Linked DNA regions of Homo sapiens: region 2 is linked to region 1. A link is a contact called in ENCODE Hi-C or POLR2A ChIA-PET data. All regions are on one chromosome and are shown on one strand. Each heading gives the region's core, a stretch centred on a gene start or an enhancer-like site at or near the end of the contact. The rest is flanking DNA. Distances are from core to core; before and after follow the strand shown.

What was found. A loop is a pair of places that touch in the nucleus more often than their neighbours do. ChIA-PET counts read pairs that join two places held with the same protein, here RNA polymerase II (POLR2A). Pooled maps may share reads with other maps.
Region 2: a loop to region 1 is called in a map of endothelial cell of umbilical vein, with 4 times the contacts of the local background. The contact joins the enhancer-like site here to the promoter of NDP in region 1. A Hi-C loop is called at or near these places in 29 of 168 maps with a recorded cell type or tissue (CD14-positive monocyte, Caco-2, Calu3 and 15 more) and 13 of 50 pooled maps. POLR2A ChIA-PET finds 5 or more read pairs at or near these places in 1 of 52 experiments (BJ).

What each region holds. Positions count from the first base shown.
Region 1 is chrX:43,967,893-43,975,506 of GRCh38, forward strand. It overlaps NDP (norrin cystine knot growth factor NDP), which reads right to left and starts at 5,498. Exons shown (of 3, transcript NM_000266.4): 1 at 5,412-5,498. NDP-AS1 (NDP antisense RNA 1) reads left to right here. Exons shown (of 6, transcript NR_046631.1): 5 at 1,568-1,728; 6 at 3,553-3,660.
Region 2 is chrX:44,009,315-44,016,928 of GRCh38, forward strand. No RefSeq gene overlaps it. Among named protein-coding and RNA genes, the nearest start is that of NDP, 40 kb to the left of the region's middle. Within about 2 kb of position 3,572, at least 4 of the 41 ENCODE cell types and tissues checked have a DNase peak (open chromatin) inside an H3K27ac peak, as active enhancers do; they include CD14-positive monocyte and endothelial cell of umbilical vein, where a contact is called at or near this core.

The sequences.
Region 1 (7,614 bases), core at 4,248-6,747:
CCAGGCCTTGGAAGAGAGCAAATTGTCTGAAAAATTCTTAGCTTTTGTGGAAAAAAAAAAGAAAAAAGAAAAGACAAAAATGTTATCTGTTGCAAATCTTATACCCAGTTTAAAGCTACTAGTCAATGTTTATGTCCAGATTTTGCCATGAGGGTGAAATGGACCCCAACTGGATGAATTCCTGATTATGAGCACTGGGGATATGTCGCCAACGGAAGTTACCCATTCTTTGAATTTTCTGAGTCAGCACTCTTCCTAACAAGAAAGTAGTTGCTTCAGATTGCAAACCCCATCCAGGGTTTCACGTTCTTACTGTTGAAAATGGGTCTGGGGGTAAGACTCTAGTGACATATCCTTGACCATCAGGCTCTGAGAACCTCTGATGAAGGGGACAGTGCACATGAATGGTGACAAGCAAATGACTGCCAGAGACACAAGAAAAAAGCTTTGCAGATGCAAGGGAAGCTGGCATCAGAAATAATGCCATCGGCACAATCTTCCTCAACAACTCAACTGTGTGGGTGTGTGAATTTGCAGCATGCAACCTGCACAGCCAAGAGAGTACTGATTCCAGTTCCAGCCTCCCCTGCCCTGCTGCACACACATAGGGGTTTCGGAAGGATTTCCCACCCTTTGTTTTCTCCTGAAATTAAACACAGAAGTTCATGATTGCTGACCTGATGGGCGAGGAGTGGATACTACCAGCTGGAACATTGCCACTGGCAGGGGCAGACAAGAAAACAGGAATGCTCTTAATGTCCTCCCAAAGAAAACCTTTGATGGACAAAAGAGTGGTTGTATTTTTACCCTCTCCCTTCATGCTGCCAGGCGTCTTTAAATAGATCCTCTAGCCTAGGGACTTGTATGGAATAATTCATATTAAAACCCAAGAAGTGGTAGTGGAGGGGAATTGGTTCTTTCTTCTCTTTCTTTCCCTTTCTTCCTTTCTTTTTTTCTTCTTGTCAGGCTAACAGGGAAAGACTCATTTTAATTCAGCTGCTTTAAATTTTTCCTTTTGGGTCCTTTAATGAATTTTAGCTAATTTGAAAAAGACGACCAAAGCCCCCAGAAAAAGAAAAGGAATAGGAAGCCGCCTGGTGGCTTGCTGTTTAATACCTTTTGGTCCCAGGGACATTAGCAGCATCTTTTAAGGATGTCACAGGGAGGTTTACATTGAGGCTCTTAAATGGGAATCTCTAATTGAGAGGTCCACTTCCTTCCATTTGCAACTCATCAACGAAACTGTTGTTCTGCTCTTAAGAGACAGAAAGAAAGAAAGAAAAAATCCCGCCCCATCTCCAAAGCCCCATGCATTTTTTAGTTCGGATCAACCCAGAATATATTTCTCCCCTCTTTCTTTCACTAAATGGGTTTCATAAAGACATTCGGGTCTGTGCTGGCCAAATTAGAAGTCCTGTCTCTCTTTCTTTCTGTTTGGGGAGGGAGGGATGTGGGAAGGACAGACCGGGAAAGGGGGCAGGGAAGGGGCCAAGGATCCAGAGGGCTTTGTTTCAAGCCGCTTGTCTCTCCCCCGAAACAGAGAATAACCACATTTCTCTTAATGTAGGCCGAAGTGCATCCAGGCATTCCCATAGCGCTCCCACCCCAAGGCCTTTGCCGGAGATGTTCGGGTCACTGTGATGGTATGCTCGTTCCTGCCAACCCGGTCACTCCAGCCCCGCTCTCGGCAGCCCAAAGGGCAGCTAAGCCATGTGGCTGCTCCTCTCTGTGAGTGGATTCAGGCTCGGGACTACAAAAAGCCCCCCAGTCCTATCAGCCCGGCAGAGCTGGTGCCAAGAATGACATCCTGGGAATACTATGGAGATGGGGAGATCCCATGGGCTGTTCTCCCCGGATGGAACAGGACCCAAGCTGTCTGGAAAACAGGCAGAGCAAAGAGCCAGCTGACAAAGGAAGGAGCTCAGGCGAAGGGAAAAGGGGGCGGGCTGGGAGCAGTGGTGAGCAAAAGAAAAGAAAAGCCACATGCCACCCAGGAAGATTCCAGGACTGGCGGGAGGAGGTGGAGGAGGAAGGACTTGCAGGAAACAAGTACCCAGACATGGCACTGCCAGTCTAGCTGGATTCTTTTCTGAATTAGATTATGCGAAAGAAAGAAGGGAAATATATAGCCAGCCAGCTGTTCAAAGGCTTACAACCTTGCTTTTATTGTCCGGGTAAGTTGGTGAGGTGGGGCATCAGAGGAATTCCAAACATACCATCCCAGAGAAATTTTAATATGTTCCACAGTGTCATACACAAAGAGGAAATGACAGCTGATCACAGCCAGGGCAGGCCACAGCAACCCAGGCCCTGGAGCTCACCCACCCTGTCTCACAGCCCTGCTTCCCCGCTCTGCCTTAGCACTTCACAGTCTGTCCACCTGCCTTCCCATCCCCTCTGCTCCCACTGGCTGCTGGCCTAGTGCAGAGGGCCTGGGCAAAGAAGCAGTCACTGGCCGTCATGGGAAGAGGTGAGGATGGGCTCGAAGGCCGCTGGCCAAGAAGCTGAGGGCTGGCTAGGGTGAGTCAGGCACCCCAGGGAGTCAGAGGCATTTTAATCCAACCACGGGGGATTATCTGCTGATAAGGACCAAGTCAAGGACCCTGGTGATGCTGTTTTCAGGGTTTTTTTTTTCCCCCAGTAACCTAAACACGTGATAAAACACCATACTGGGTTATTTGAAAGCAACACTGTGTGGCTATGATGGAGACCTGGGTTTGGGGAAGAGTTTCCAACAGCTTCTTCCCAGGGGCCTCTTGAATTTAGGCCAGGCCCAGAGGTCATTTGTTTTGATACTGGGGGTGGGACAAGTAAGTGGTGAGGGATAGTGACTGCATCTTCCTCCATATGCATGTTTCTAATTCGATGATTCATCAAGTGGCCCTGATGTTAGCTACTGAGTAGGCGACTCACACCCATCCCCAATAGAGACAGCATATGGTCCTTTCCACAGGGTGCTCAGGAGAGCAGAGAAAGGATAAACTACTGTCTTTTTCCGGGATTCTTCTACCCAGGCTGGAAAGATCTAGCCGTGTTAGCTGTGCAAATGACGTGTACCCAGGATCTGGTGAAAAAGGCCAAAGGGGAATCCCTTAATCATAAATGGAAAGAAAACCCACTGATGAGTGAGAATCATTTCAAGTAAATCTAGAAACCAGTAGCTGTTTTAAATAATTCTTTATAACAGGAAAGTTATTGCCCACTTTACCCATTGGCAATGCCCATTTCAGTTCCAAAATCTAACTAGAGATGGCATATGGACTGAGAATTAGAGTATGGGACAATGTCTCATTCACCTTTGCATCCATCGGGACTAGCATAGCACTGGGCATCTAGAAAATGCTTAATAAATATTTATTTAAAAATTGATGAAATAAATAATTAACCAGAGAATAATAGTACTTGAATTGTGAGTTCTTAAAATAAAGATTGCTGGCCACCATTGGTGGCTATAATTCCAAGAAACTCACCACATTTTTCAAGGGCCCAGGAAAATAAATGAGTTGGAAATTGTTAAATGTATTGAAAAATGATTTATTTTTCCCTTGACAGTGTCATTGGAACTCGAATTAAGATTGAAAACTCCACAGGCACATTTCCATCTGTGGGTGTCAGCTGCTTGGTACACAGTCGTAAGAAGGCCTCAGCCAGTTCTCCCGTTACCTGAACCAAATGTATTTTAAAATAAATGATGCAAAACATTGCATTTTGTGTTCAAATACTCTCATGTAATGATCTGAATAATAGTCTAAGAAAATTGTTTTGATTCAGCTAAATGCTTTGCTAACCGCAGTTTTTTTAAAAAAAAATTACAATAAAATTTTACAGCAATGGAATCCATAGTGTCTTTTATGGCTTTCTTGACTAATGAATACCCCAAAGTTGTAAATTAACCTATTCAAATATCAGATTTTCATTCAGCGATGCTTATTGGGCTGGTTATCAGAGAAAATCAGAAAAGTTTTGCATAAACTGTGTACCAATTTGCAATGAAAACTGGCAAACAGGACCATAAAGTTTCCTTGAATTAGTAAGACTGATGAGAAGAAAATGAGCAGATATTTGCATCTGGTTTAAACGCTCAGTTGAGAAGCATTGTGCCGTCCCCGCTGTATTTGGTTGACACCCACAGCAACTCCCCATTTCAGTCATCTCTCTGTTTTCAAATGCACCTGGTATTTAATCTTATGTGTTGGGGTAATTTGCCAATGCCAGCTCCTTGTAATTAAAATACACTAATATTAGAAATGAAAAGAGACATGTTTCACAGCAGCCATATCTGTTATTAATGAGTTACAAAGAACTGTACAAGGGACTCCCATCTTGCCAAATAGCTTCCTTTCCCGCACCTGAATCTCAGTAAAGATGGGAGTCTGCCTCTCATGGAGGCTTATCTGGGTTTGTCTATTACAATGAGCCTCAGTTACTGGGCGTTCTGAGTCATTAACATTCTGTACACAATCAAACTTCCCGTCCCCCAAGAAAGAGTTATGCCCAGGCCTCCTACAGCTCAATTGTTCATTTAAAGAGAGAACTTGTATTCCAAAGTTTGAAAGAAACCTCGGAATATCCCGCAGGTAGGAGTCATTCCTACAGGTCCTGGTCTCTGTGCTGGTGGGAGCATCCTTTCCCGGTCACTCCTTGAACATCATGCTGCAGGGACGAGCTGATGACTAAAAATAACCCCCTGCAATAAGTCCAAGGCAAACAGCATGCATTTCCTCGGACTTTTTGCCCAATCAAAATCATACAGTAAATCCATCCTCATCTCCTCCCGGTGCTCCCCAATGCATCTATGGAAGCGAAGACCTGCACGCTGAAAGAAGAGTGCAAGGGAGCAGGATTCCTGCAAAGCGTGACACAGAAAGCTAGAAATAAATGTTGCCTATTGTTTGAAGTCATTCTGAGCACTCCGGCAGAGCCCTGGCAGGAGATCAGCAGCATACATAAGTAGTAATAAAAGTAAACAGTGCGCTTTTAAACTCGCAGTCTTGCCTGCGTTAATAGTGCCCCCATTGTAAGTGGGATGAGGGTGCTGGGGAAGATACTGGGCTCCATGAATCCATGTTGGCAAGTTGCTGCTTCGCAGCCCCCTTTCACGGGGTCAACTATAAGAACCATCACAAAGTTACATCTAACTACGCAGAGAGTTTGAAAAGAAAAATCTCTTTAAGTCAAACCAAAAGATATTTTCAAGCTTTTCTAGGAGGCTCCCTGCTCTGTCACAGACTTCAAAGACCCGTTCATTTAAGAAACACAATGCTAGCATGCTACAGATTAATGCAAATTAAAGTAATGCAAATTTAAGTGGTATTTAAAGGTTGTCTCTTTGTCTGAGAGGAGGATGAAATGCTCGGTTTGGAAAGAAGCGATTTCCTAGGCAAGCCGGCAGCGCTTGTTTTCCTGCTTACCTTAGGGGAACGCAGGGCTCCTTTCTTCTCAGACTTTTCTGAGAGCTAGAAAGAGGTCCTGTTACTTCCAAATGCTTTTGTTCTTCTGTCCCTCTGTCACATGGCTTGCCTTTTATATTTGCAACACACAAAAGTTAGGACTGTTGTTTAAGCGACACAGGGAGAGAGAGAGAGGGAGAGAGAGAGGGAGAGAGAGAGAGGGAGAGAGAGAGAGAGAATGTCAAATGGAAAAGTGCCATTGCAGTCATATATCAATCAGGCGTGCGGCCGCAGCAGCGCACTAGCAAATGGGAATGCCACGGAAATGTGAGGCGCTCGTTATCGGGGACTCAGCCTCTGCCCACCGCTCGGCTCCCTTCCACGGAGCATCTTACGATGGGAACAGCGTAGCAGAACAAGGGCGAGGAAGTTTCTTTCTTTCTTTCTTTTTTAATGGTATTATGGAACTAATAAGAGGCCAAATGAATATTCTGAATTTAATTCTTTTTCAAGCATGTGGCTGCCATAAAGATGTGCCGTCCGCAATAGAGACGTATAGTTTTGGAAATACAAAGGCAGTGTGGCATTCTGTTGAACGATTCGGCAGCTGACTGTGATGAAGTTGAAATTTTAAGTAAGAGAGGGGAAAGATGGGAACCAGAAATTTTTTTCTCAGGCGATGCTGTTAAAGCAAGTGCAAAACGCTGCCCTATTTTATCACGATGTGTGTGGGTGGTGAGAGTTCTTTTTTTCCGGGTTGTTCATCCATTAAATGATTTTTAGCAGCATATACATGATTAAATTCACAATGGCACTTTAATAAGCCCCTTCATCTGCATCATTTAGAATAAAACTTTAGGTCTGATTTAGAAACAATGAGAACGTGTATTCCTTGACTCCTTGAGCTATATGAAGGAGAAACTAATAGATAAAGCTAACCCATTACACAACAACTAGTAGAAAAGTGACAAAGGTAACTATGTGTGTGGGTTAAATACCTGCAGCTGAATCATGCTGTGTTATGAGCTGTGGGACTACAAAGGCAAATATTTCATAATTCTTGCCCTTTGAAAGCTTAAAATTAACACAGAAAACCGTCAGGGATTTTGGAGGAAAATACAAAGAACATTTAATAATTATTTTATGTCAGGTAAATCAGACCCAGAATAATTTGTTTTATTAATACTACTGATGAAGAATTAAACTGAGAATTTAAAATATATATATTTCGTGGAAAAAATAATACATTATAAAACTCAAAAAGAAATTTTTCTTGGGAGCTTCATGTAATTGTTGATGCTGAAACTGTCTTGTTCAACTCTGTATCAAACTATTTGTTATTCATTAATAAATTTACATTCACCTTATTACTTTTCCATGGGACCTTTACTCCAGTCACTGATATTTGCAAGAGGTGTCTTAAAACTTTCAGTTTTATTGCCAGAAATCCCTTTTCTTATGCTCCACTTGGAAAAAAAAATACCCTGTCTACCTTGGACCAGCCAGTCACAAACAGAATCCACCTGCGAAGATCATGGATAAATGACAAATTCAAAGCCTTGAAAAAAAACCTGGCACTTGGCTGATGATGATATTGGCTAAATATCTTAAAAGCAGAAGATCAAAAAGCAAATGGAAATTGGGCCTTAAAACTGGAAATAATCTGAAAGGGGAAATGACTTGTAGCTGAGTAAGAGCCATGGAAACAGTCAGGAATACATTTTCTGGCCTAATTTTGTGGGTCAGATTGGGAGGGGGAATAAACTCTTTGGCCACCAACATTTTCAAATATCAGAACTTGACATCCGTCCACCTTCTCATTTCTCCCAAGAAATAATCTGTGGCTTTCTCAACATATGCTCGCCACTCCACCCTGCCATCTTTCGCCTTCAGGTTGTCAGGGTTGCATGAATTCTGCCCAGTTCCTGGGCAGAATTTTCCAGCATTCTACAATCTGCCCTTCTGAAAGAGCACCACAGAAAGTGTAAAGATTGCAAACACATTGACTGCTTGGCCACAGAAGACAAGATCTCTCCCAGATGGAGTCCTACTGCTTCTTCCAGCCGTTATTTTGTCAGGAGTGGCGAAGAATACCATCTGCTGCCCCATTCAAGAGGAAGGCTTTGCCTCCCCACATTGGGCTCCAGAGAACCCATTTCTAAGCCTGTCAATAGAGAGCTGGCAACAGCAACTGTTTTTATCTCATCACCATGCTTTTTAGAAA
Region 2 (7,614 bases), core at 2,322-4,821, 39 kb after region 1:
AAGTTAAGTAAGCGAAGTGATGAACATGTTAATTAGCTTTATTTAATCATTGCGCATTGTATACATATATCAAAACATCACACTGTACCCCACCTAAATGTATATAATTATGATTTATCAATTAAAAATTATAGTAACATTAGAAAGAAGAGGTTTTTCTTTTTTTATTTAACTTTTAAGTTCAAGGGTACATGTGCAGGTTTTTTATATAGGTAAACTTGTGTCATGGGGGTTTGTTGTACAGATTATTTCATCACTAAGGTATTAAACCTAGTGCCCATTAGTTATTTTCTTTATCCTCTTTCTCCTCCCTACCTCCACCCTTTGATAGGCCCCAGTGTGTATTGTTCCTCTCTATGTGTCCATGCATTCTCATCATTTAGCTCCAACTTATAAGTGAGAACATGTGGTGTTTGATTTTTTTTTTCCTGCGTTAATTTGCCAAAGATAATAGCCTCATGCTCCATCCATGTTCCTGCAAAGGACATGATCTTGTTCTTTTTTTTTTTTATGGCTACACAGTATTCCATGGCGTATATGTACCACATTTTCTTTATCCAGTCTATCATTGATGGACATTTAAGTTGATTCCATGTTTTTGCTATTATAAACAGTGCTGCAGTCAATATACACATGCATGTATCTTTATAATAGAATTATTTATATTCCTTTGAGTATATATCCAGTAATGGGATAGCTGGGTCAATGGTATTTCTACGTTTAGGTCTTTGAGGAATCACTGCACCGTCTTCCACAATGGTTGAATTAATTTACACTCCCACTGACAATATAAAAGTGTTCCTTTTTCTCTGCAACCTCACCAGCATGTTATTTTTTGACTTTTTAGTAATAGCCATTCTGACTGGTGTGAGATGGCATCTTATAGTGGTTTTGATTTACACTTCTCTAATGATCAGTGATGTTGAGTTTTTTTTTCATATAATTGTTGGCTGCATGTATGTCTTCTTTTGAAAAGTGTCTGTTCATGTACTTTGCCCACTCTTTAATGGGGTTTTTTTTTCTTGTAAATTTGTTTAAGTTCCTTATAAATACTGGATATTAGACCTTTGTCACATGAATGGTTTGCAAAAATTTTCTCCCATTCTGTAGCTTGTCTGTTTATTCTGTTGATAGTTTCTTTTGCTGTGCAGAAGCTCTTTGGTTTAATTAGATCCCATTTGTCAATTTTTGCTTTTGGCATCTTTGTCATGAAATCTTTGCCCATTCCTATGTCCAGAATGATATTGCCTAGGTTGTTTTCCAAGGTTTTTATAGCTTCAGGTTTTACATTTAAATATTTAATCCATCTTGAGTTAATTTTTTTCTTTAATTCATCTTGAGTTAATTTTGTATATTCCCAGAGTAGTGTCCTCATTGCAGGGGCAAAGAGCACACACTCCATCCTCATTCCAGCCAGTGGAAAGGAGGAAATGGAATAGGTAAACATCTTCCCTTTAAAAGTTTCTACATATTAGTCCAATTCACATGCCATTGACTTGGACTTAGTCATACGGTCATACCTCTAAGCAAATGAGGCTGGGTAGCCCTTACCAGCCGAAAAATTCCTTTAGGATGGAAGAAGAGAAAAGCAAACATGGGGGTACAACTACCCATATCTTCCACATTGTTTAACTGATATTCCTCATTTATGTTGATTCATGGTTTTTTTTTTGCTTGTAAAAGTATCTTGTTTTTTGTCATGTGTGATTCTTTGGAAAGAAAATATTAAGTTCAGGACTATTTCTATTGTATGTGTTGGTTCTTTGTGAAAGAGAGACAAAGAAATTAGCAACACAGAAAGTCATCACATCTGCTGGTTTCCACAGCTCAGTTTAGCTGTCCTCTGGTAATTTGAGGTCACTTGTGATTAGGGTCCTTGAATCTTTAGGTTTTGTCCCCTCTCCAAAGCTCCTCCTGAGTCTCAGCTTCCAGCTTCCTTGCTTCATATTCACCTTCTCCAGTGTGTCTTCAACTCTTGATGTATCTATCTTCCTCAGCTAACTTGCTGGCAACAGCCCGCCTGAAACAGACCTAAAATAGGACCATCTCCTTAGTCCTTACTTTCATCACTCTAGGCATTCCTTTTCTATTTACTATTACAGATGATCACAAACCTAGTGGCTTAAAAGAACACCAATGTATTATCTTACAGTTTTGTAAGTTAGAAGTCTGACACAGGTCTCACTGGGCTAAAATCAAGGTATATACAGGCCTGCATTTCTTCTGGATATTGTAGAAGAGAATATTTCCCTTGCCTTTTCCACCTTGTAGAGGCATCTGCATTCCTTGGTCACGAAACCTTTCTCCATCTTCAAAGCCAGCAACAGCAGGTCCTGTATTTCTCACATCACTTCACTCTGACCCCTTCCAGAGTCACATCTGCCTCTGACTTCCTCCTTCTGCCTCCTTCCACTTTTAAGGGCCGTTGTAATCACATAGGGCTGACCACATAATCCAAGACCATCTCCAAATCTTTAGATCAACTGATTAACAACTTTCATTCCATCTGCAACCTTCATTCCCCTTTGCCATGTAACATAACGTATTCACAGTTTCCAAGGAATAAGACATGGACATCTTGGAGGGGGCATTATTTTGCCTACCACAATCCCCATTTTTATTTTACTTCCATTGTGGCCAAAAGCACAGATAAAAATCTTTTCTTCTCCTCCTGGCTTTCCTCCACTCCTACTCCCAAGTCAGGTCATTATTCAGCTCAAGGACTGGTACTTGAGAACCAAGCTTCCTACCAATTGTCACCTTAATTTGTACATAATCACCTATTCAATTTTAAGTTATTCTATAAATGAATGAGTCACTGTTCAATGTGCTTAATTAAAAGACAGCGAAATGAAGAGGTGATCTTTAGCAACCTTTTTAAGCTGCCTTGTACTTGATTGCAAGTTCTAACCACTTGACTTTGGGTTTACGGCACTCTGTGCAAAGTTAGTAGCCGCTCTTAAGAAATGAAACAACCTCACTCAGAATGTTTTGTCAAACCTGGGAAACAGAAGCATTAATATCATTAATTTTGGAAGTTAAGTCTGGGGCTTCAAAGCTGTTTCTGAACAGAGGAACGAGTGAGGAGAATCAGTAAGAGAAGAATGAGAATGTCCTTGAAATGTTTTTATATTCAAGTCATTTTACTATAATTAGCCAAACTGCAAATGCATCATCATGGCCTGAAGCAGTGGGATTTAGTAGCAAGATCATGGGAAGAAAAGTAGAAGGGCTGGATTCCCACCCAGCTTTTATCACCAACTTGTAGGCACTAACCATGATGAGTTCAAGTTTTATCTTCTTCAGGATGAGGGAGGAAGGCTCTTGGCGCCAACCACCTGAGTGCTAATCAAGGCCAGGAAAGCAATTCTTGCTCCTCCTAGAGTTGAAAGTAGATATGAGAGAATGGTCTCTTGCTTGTAACTCCGTAAAAATTTACATCTGATGGGACTGAGTAATGGAATGAGTTGGCATGGATGGTTGCCAAGGCACCAGTAAGCTGTGCCCATCTGGGGGTTGGTGACACAGTCCTTACTCAACTAACAGCCACTACTCTGCCCTTGAACGGCCCCAACCTCTGCTGCACTCTGGGACCAAGTCCTCACTGTGGCCTGGGTTGCGGTTTTACACTGTACTTCCCTCTTCCTTCCTGAAAGATGAATCAGACTGACATGATTTTTGCCATTCTCTGAAGGGAACTGAGCAAATGTGGGTGTGTCTTTGTGGGTGTTTCTTTTCCCAAGAACCAGACAGTGGCATTTAAGATTAATCAATTTTATCAGATAAATATACTACATGCTTTATTTTCTTGATTAGAAAATGACAAGCCAGTGTACTGCCTATTTACATTTTACTCTGTGTGTTTTAATACTGTAACACGGAGTTTGTGAATAAATAATCTACAAATGAAATTCAGGGATAAAAAAAACCCTACAATTTTGTATGTATGCATGTGAGTATACATCTTTCTGATAAGAAGGTCTATAACATATCAGATTTTCAACAAAATCCGTGAACCAAGATAAGACCAACTAATATAGAAGAATGTTCCATTGCTAGAGAGTTAACATCAATTATTGCTGTCCACTGATGGAGGTAGCTAATATCCTTAATAATTACAATCATTTAATATCAAGCATCATGTGGTAAAAGTTCTCTTGACCAATCACTCCTTAACAGATTGGCCAGATTAAGCACTGTTCTCTGTTTCATCTGTAAAATACATTCAAGAAAAATATACTCAAGAAAAAGCCTTGGCCCTTCATCAAAGGATTGGGAGATTAATGCAAATTTATATATTTTGAGTTAAACTTAAATGTTTAAGAAATGTATGAATCATTTTTATGATTCCCAGATTGAACTAACTTTTTCCATGAGCCAAACAACCATCAATTCCCATTGAATTAATTTAGAAGAATTATCCTATGTTGGGATCCCAAATAGGATGGAAAAAATGGGTTTCAGGACCCAAAATTTTCAAGGATGTTAATAGTGTACTTTCACTGACCCAGAAAAAGAAAATGAATGGATATATTCAACCTTATAGATGATTCCATACTCAGTATCAATATGTTCTTTAGATAAGAGTTGGGCTTTTTTGACTTCAAACTATACTAAAAGGCTACAGTATCCAAAGCAGCATGGTACTGGTACAAGAACAGACATATAGACCAATGGATCAGAATAGAAAACTCAGAAATAAGACCACACACCTACAACCATCTTCAGAGAAATATGGGAGGAGGTGATATGGCTTGGCTCTGTGTCCCCACCCAAATCTCATCTCATCTCAAATTGTAATCCCCATCATGTCGAGGGAGATGGGAGGTGATTGGATCATGGGATGGTTTCTCTCATGCTGTTCTCTTGATAGTGAGGAAGTTCTCATGAGATCTGGTGGTTTAAAAGTGGCAGTTTCCCCTGTGCTTTGTCTCTCTCCCACCACCTTGTGAAGAAGGTGCCTTGCTTCTCCTTTGCCTTCTGACATGATTGTAAGTTTCCTGTGGCCTCCCCAGCCATGCAGAACTGTGAGTCAATTAAGTCTCTTTCTTTTATAAATTACCCATTCTCAGGTAGTATCATCTTCATAGCAGTGTGAAAATAAACTACTACAGGTAGAGTAAAACTGCATAGCACTTCACAGTAAATTGAGAAAATGTCCACTGTACCTACCAAAGAATAGTAGGGTGGACTGAGGGGGATAATGGTGATTATGTGGTGATTAAAGTGTCTCCAACTCCACTACCTCTCGTCCTCATTTATGTATTTATATGCTTATAAATACAGCATCACCACTGTATTTATAAAAATCACCATGACTACTGTGTAAAGAATGAACACAGGGGAGCAAAAGTAGATGCTTGATATGAGGTTTGCTGCAGTGGCACAGGTAGGAGATGATAGTGACTTGGAATTAAGGAGATAATGATGGGAATGAAGCAAAACAGACTTATTGAAGATTACTGTTTTTCTGTAAGAACATAATTGACTGTCACCAGTTCTGTGGCATCCTGGGAATTGTAGAATGCTCCTCCAAGCTGTGCTCTTGCCTCTTTTCTTTATGGTGTTTCTGAATTCAGACATGTTGTAGACACTGTCCACTCTGATCCTCTCAACTCCATTTTATTATTGTCATATGCCCATCTCCTGGCTGTGGTGTGCTTTTGGCCAACAATGGAATGCACTTGGAACTCTTTGTCACAAGACTACCCTCCAGCTACTGAAGGACTTTGCCCAAACATGTAGACAGCCAGAAGTGTCTAGGACTTCACGTCTCTCCCACCCCTACTTCTCGTTCTACCTGACCAGCTCTTAGCTAATGACTGATGAGTATGGGAATCTGAAAGCCTGGCTCCCAAGCCCTGTGTTGAGACAACTCTGAGGCATAACTTACCCTCCAAAGCTACCCTTCATGGGATTTTGCCTCAGAACTCACTTCAATTGGCTGCTTCTCTTGTGCTGTCCTACTTCCTCCACTTCCTTACTGACTTCTGGATGCATTTCCTGGAAAATTCACTTGCACACAAATCCTTATGTCAGGTATTGAGGAGCCAATCTAAGACAAAACTCTTCCCCCAGGGCTCCCTTCAGGACCAGGGCTTCTCTGACTCACAAGCACAACTCTAAAATTTTATCTGAGAGCCTGCAAAGTCTCATAAAAATGGGTGACTAGACAAACTCCAGCCTAAAAACACTTTAAAATCCAGACTTTGGATATTACGTTTAAATCCTTTACCCATTTTATTAATTACATAAGTTAGAAATTCTATAGGCTGTAAGACAAGACTTTGCCATTACTTTGTAAGTTCAGGTTTGAAAGAGTTACTTCTCTTTGAGTGTCAACTTCCTCATTTATACAATGAAGATAATAATATCTAACTTGGAGATCAAAACTAAGGTATATAAAGCTCTCACCAAAATGTTTAGAATAAGAAGGTGCTTAATAGTTGTTGATGATTGTTAGCCTTATAAAGGATGATTGGCCAGGCGTGGTGGCTCACGCCTGTAATTCCAGCACTTTGGGAGGCTGAGGCAGATGGATCACGAGGTCAGGAGATCGAGACCATCCTGGCTAACATGGTGAAACCCCGTCTCTACTAAAAATACAAAAAAGTTAGCCGGGCGTGGTGGCGAGCGCCTATAGTCCCAGCTACTCGGGAGGCTGAGGCAGGAGAATGGTGTGAACCTGGGAGGCGGAGCTTGCAGTGAGCCGATATCGCACCACTGCACTCCAGGCTGGGGACAGAGCGAGACTCCGTCTCAAAAAAAAAAAAAAAAAAAGGAGGATTAGCCTTTCTTGGGCTACTGGCCCATGGACCTCAGCCAGTCTAATATTTTTCTCTAAATTTGTAGCAAAATGAGAAAACTGAAGCCAATGCAATATGCTTTTTCCCACAACTAAAATCACTCTGTTTTTAATGTCAACATGTCTCTTCTTTTTTTAAATGGTAGTTATAATATATGGAAGTTCTATTTCTAATGACCATACTTGAAAAAATTAAAAAGTGACAACTTGATATCAGTTCTCAAATTTTCGAGATCCAAAAACCTGAGAACCAACTTTCTAAGTAAGCATTATAACCAATACAGAAAGCTGCTATTAAGTGTATACTGCTCTTTTTGAGTATTTGTTTCCAATAATTTTCTGCCATGACCTTTGTCATAGAAGGGTCACATCTGTGGCCCTGCCCCATGGGTATCACTCCCAGGGTAGCCTTTTCTCCCCTACTCAAGAAAGCCTATTATTGTGCAGTTGGTTGATGATATCATTATTATAGGCATAACCTTGATTCTGCACTGGTTTATTTTTAATAAGTTAAAAAATCCACAAACGTCACAACTTTAGCTACTATTAATAATAAATTATTTGCAGTGTGTCCTACAACCGATCACTACACACTGGAATGGCCTGAAAGGGTGATACAGAACCAAATGAAACTTGGTAGGACTTCAGATGACAACTGACTCTCTTACTCCACACAACTAACCCAGGGACAGCAGGATGAAAGCACAGTCAAAATACATTTTCTGTTTTTGCATATACAATGTATCTTTTTATAAAAAATAACAAGCATAAATATTTAAGTTAGACCATATGAAATCTCCATCCGCATT